2 separate regions of the Homo sapiens genome follow, and region 2 is linked to region 1. A link is a loop called in an ENCODE intact Hi-C map of the cell type or tissue named here. Cell type or tissue: Calu3. All regions are shown on one strand.

Evidence for each region. Peaks named below come from ENCODE experiments on the same cell type or tissue, not always from the same donor. Only the 100,000 strongest peaks of a DNase experiment are listed, where the experiment ranks them.
Region 2: it touches region 1 in a loop (7-fold over the local background); 2 of 110 quality-filtered maps call a loop at or near these places.

Annotation. Positions count from the first base shown.
Region 1 is chr12:92,538,195-92,540,694 of GRCh38, forward strand. No RefSeq gene overlaps it. Among named protein-coding and RNA genes, the nearest start is that of LINC02397, 73 kb to the left of the region's middle. RefSeq lists an enhancer at 905-954. In Calu3, no CTCF peak of the experiment used is centred here; a DNase peak (open chromatin) is centred at 1,277.
Region 2 is chr12:92,602,944-92,605,443 of GRCh38, forward strand. All of the region lies in intron 1 of LOC105369905 (a long non-coding RNA gene), which reads left to right. The region is part of intron 1 of LOC124902983 (a long non-coding RNA gene); the gene reads right to left. Among named protein-coding and RNA genes, the nearest start is that of PLEKHG7, 99 kb to the right of the region's middle. In Calu3, a CTCF peak has its summit at 970; no DNase peak of the experiment used is centred here.

The sequences.
Region 1 (2,500 bases):
AATGTCTAAACTCTATCCAGTAAGTGCAAATTCTAAGGTAGTGGCTATCTTTAAGGAGGGGAGGCCAGAGATGGGGTGGAAGGACAGAGGAAGAATATGAAAAGAAATGCAAGTCATTGAAACTATTATGGTACTTAGGTTGGGTGGTGGTTTCACAGGTGATCATTATATTATCAGACTTCATAATGTACATGTATTTTAGTGTCATGTTTACTATGCATCAATTTTATACAAAATATTAAACAAAGCCAAAAAAAAGAATCCTCTGGCCCAGTTTAAAAGACCATGAGTATTTAATTAACAATTCCTGACCAGGCACAGTGGCTCACACCTGTGATCTCAGCACTTTGGGAGACCGAGGTGGGTGGATCACGAGATCAGGAGTTCAAGACCAGCCTGGCCAAGATGGTGAAACCCCATCTCTACTAAAAGTACAAAAATTAGCCAGGTGTCGTGGTGGGTGCCTGTAATCCCAGCTACTCAGGAGGCTGAGGCGGAGAATTGCCTGAACCTGAGAGAGAGAGGTTGCAGTGAGCCGAGATCATACCACTGCACTCCATCCTGGGCGACAGAGCAAGACTCCATCTCAAAACAAACAAAAAAAAATTCCTATTCCCTCTACCCTGTATTCACTGTTCACTGTACTCTACCCTACAGTGAACAAAAGGTACCTAAGCCAGGACATGCCCCTGAATCTTTTATCCTGATAATCATATTTTCCTAGGCACAAGGCCTGAGAGTTAACAAACCTGATTTTTTGATAGTATTTGTCCTGGAAAATAAAACAAAATGTCTTTCTTTAAGGGATAGTCTTCCTTTTGTCAAAGTGTCAAGGGGGAAAAAAGGGGAAATTTTAAAAGCAGCCTATTTCATTGTCACCACTTCATAAACACTGCACTAAAGGGCAAGAGCCACGCTTTATTCCTCTTGCAAAATCCCAAAGCACCCAGTACAAGGACCTGCACTTAGTAGGCGGACAATTGACATTTGTTAATCAATGTATGAATGATGAGCCAAGTCTCATAGCTTCCATGGAGAATCTTAAATGTCACTCCTTTTGAAATGCGACCATGCTTCTCAACCTACTAAAAATTTCTTAATGAACCACCCACAGACACAGTCTTGTGTGAATATCTCCTGTGTTCCCCAAATCCTTTGTGACCTATGGACACAATTGCTAAACGTGAGTCATGCTTCTATCACTCCCACACAATGGGTATTTTTAATGCTACAGCATTTCCTGAAGTCAAGCGCTCAGGAAATGGTTTTTGCAATAATGACCTCAGCCTCCCCATATTCCCCCCACCCCCCATCACAGAATCCAAGAATAACTGAACAGGTGTCCAAATACCCAGAATTACCCAAGAAACCTCACAACCTGTCTTCTGTTTTCTATCAAAGTCATGAGGTTAACCTCTTGTCCTTTGGAGTTCGAAGGAATGTGTCCAAGAACTGAACACAACCATATCTGTCCTTTATTTATATTGAGACACAGTTTATTTCCAAGACTGTCAATGGTCTCCAGACCCCAGAACTAAATCTGTATACCATCATGGCTAAAAGTATGAGTTCTGGAATTCAAAAGCCTTAGAGACTGAATTCTGACTCTGCCACTAAGTATGTGGCTTCAGCCAAGTCATTTAGCCTTTCAGAGCCTCAATATTCTCACCTGTAAAGTGGAAATAATGGAAGAAACTATTTCTTGGAATGTGTGAAAATCACTCACGTAAACTGCTGATCTCCAGGCCTGATACACAGCAAAATGCCTAGTACTTGCTAATTGTTATTGCGTCAAGTTTCCCCAGATTGAACCTTAGGTCTGGTCAGTTTCTCCTGGACAGCAGTCATTTTGACAGCTTAGGATCTTTAGGTGCCCACATACCTTCAGAACCTCAACCCATTCTTGGGAGCACTGTCTGACCACCCTCTGAGGACCAGAAGCAGGAAGAGAGATCAGATGGTGAGAGGATAAGGACTGTTGATACCCAAGGGAGGTTGTAAAACCACTTGGGCACACCCAAGTTCAAAACAAAGAAGCCATCACACGAGGGTGAGAGAAGAGGTATTTACTCAGTGAGGCCCCTTCCAACCCTCATGGTAAAAGTCTACACTTGTTTAGAAAAGAGTATGTCTGTTTTATGATTTTATTTTTTAAAAAGGGAAACTCAACAACAAAAATGATGATGAAAATGACAATCTGACTATGGAAAACAGGCTCCTGCTATTCTCATCAGACCATCTGACAAACTACCCAAGGGAGTTTCCGAGGCCTCCCAAACAGTAACAGCAGAGCAGCCACTCAAGAGGATGCCCCGGGGAGCCGCCAAACTGCAATTGCCCTGGAAATCAGATTCGAACAGCTCAGACATGAGGGCAAAGGGCGGGATGCATGCATCCCTAAGCACCAGCCCTTCAGCCCAGCAGAGGGGCACAGACAAAGCTGCCCCGGAAGAATTGTTTGGGAGGTGCAGATACAAAGAATAAGATCCTGCTGGCAGCG
Region 2 (2,500 bases), 65 kb after region 1:
GAGTTGGGGAAGATTGGCACCAGAGGATGGGTAAGACACAAATAAAGAGGGTAGAAAAGTGATTCAGACAACAGGAGGCTGGTGAAGGGCCAAGGAATAAGAAAGGACTTATAAATTCTAGCATCTAAAAAAGTCCAAGAAGCTGGAATGTAAAATATGGAGAAGGAAAAGATAAGGAGTCAGGTTGTAGGAATAGCCAAGGGCTAGATCTTGTGTAGCATAGCCAGGAATTTGGACTTTGCCCTTTTAAGCTGGGGCATAACATGTCCCACCTTCTGTTCCCTAACCTTTTACCTATAATTTCCTATATTTACCTATAAATTGCTTAAAATATTTTACCTATAAATTGCTTAAAATACTTGCTAAATATATGTTACATATTATTAGATGTCTATCAAAGAATGCAAAGCAATGGAAAAAAACTGAGACAGTATTGACATCAGGGGAAAAAAATTGTAGATGATGATGTCATGAGTATGCTAGATGGCTCGGCTATGAGCCATGGTAAACACTAAAAAGGATTTAATTAAATATGCTATATTTGAAAGATTTGTAGACAGTCAATAGATAGTATCTAAAATTAAAAACTCAAATATTTGTAGAAACACATTACTGAGAAATAAAAAATACATATTCGAACAAAAATTGAAAGATGTGCAGTTACTTCTGAGTCAATGAGCAAAGGGAGATGGAATGGAGTAAGCTGAGGCTGGGGATTGTTTTTGATTATAATTTTTGTATATGTATTATTTTGTTATTTTTACTATTGAATATGTGGGGTTTTGACAGAAGCATAAATTGAATGTGTGTGCATGCATGGACTCACACACCCACACACCCTGCAAATCTAAACTTAGAAAGGAACAGTGGGAGGCAGCCATGGCACCCCCTACTGGCCTTCTCATGGATGGTCTATTGATGGGTCTCACTACCCTGTCCAGACCTGCCCCCATTGCTGAACCAGTCATGTCTCCACAGGAAAACAGCAGCCTCTGACCTTCCATTTCTTAGAGGTTTCATGAACTGGACTGCCAAGCAACATTTGGATTTTCAGTACTAGGGACAACTCATAGGTACCTGCTTAGATTCTGAGTTGGCTCCATCTAATGAGATCCTGAGGACACATCAGGGCCCAAGAGGAGCTGATTCACTGGAAGTTCAGGGCACTCTGGTTTTTCCAAGCAGGCTAGGACAGCATGGAAGTTTAAACTCTCAGTACAGTGAAGCATGAGCCAGAGATGGAGTGCCTACTCTCTTTGATTTGAGTGAAACATTTACTTATGAGAAGTAGATTCAGCATCTGAGTCACCAGACACTGAAATATTACAGCAAAGATCTTTACGTGTTTCCTACCTCATCACTACATACCCACTCATCTGAGATGTGTGATGCTTGACACGGACAGAACTCAAACTGTCTTTTACTACCTATGAAGGAAGAAATGATGATAGATCATAATTGAAACAACCTACTGAGGAGAGGAAGCTGTTTTCAAGCACCTTCAAGAACTTTAAAAGGGCTCGTTTTATCAACAATGTTAATTAAAAATCATTCTTATTAAAGCAATTCCTCTAATTTTCTCTACCAGATAAAATTGTATTAGGCCACTTTCAGTGACAAGATATGCTTGACAGAAGAAAAAAGTGTTAAAATGTTTTACGAATGAGATTTTAACTCTTCAGAATAAGTTTTACATGCATTGATTTTTTTTTTAAGTAAAGTGTTACATATTCTAACACAATTTCACCCCACCCACCCCCTTAAAGTCAATGAGGATATTTATCTCCTCTCAATATAAGGTTGTTTTGTTTTGTTGTTTTGGGGGTTGGGTTTTTTTGTAAAAACTTTTGGATATTTTTCCAAAACTAATGCCAAACATTTCTTCATTATATCCTAAAAGAATCACTTTCATCAAAGTAAATGTTCATGATAAATGTTATTAAGTATAACCAGAATAATAACTAAAAATAGCTCAAATTGTCTAGCTACATTTTGTCAACAATCTTGCTCTAGCCAAGTTCCCCATTCATTGCACAATCTATATTTTGGGAAGGACAGAACATAATTGCTTCCAAACAAAATTTCAAGCCTGTGTACATTTCCTTCCCACCATCAGTTTCAGTTAAATGAATTAATCTTTGAAAAGGGGGAAATGCAGAAAGCAGGACTTCTCCCAAAAACACATTTAATGTGTATTTTATCAAGGGCTTTAATTATAAAGTTGTAATGGGTGATTTTTGTTATAATCATCACTGGAGAGATTTCAGTGTTTTAGAGCAGAGATCCCCAACTCCTGGGCCACAGACCAGTACCAGTCTATGGCCTGTTAGGAACTGGGCTGCACAGCAGGAGGTGAGCAGCAGGTGATCAAGTGAAGCTTCATCTGTATTTACAGTTGCTCCTCATCGCTTGCATTACTGCCTGAGCTTTGTCTCCTGTTAGATCAGCAACGGCAATGAGTGGCAGCATTAGATTCTCACGGGAGCACATACCCCATTGT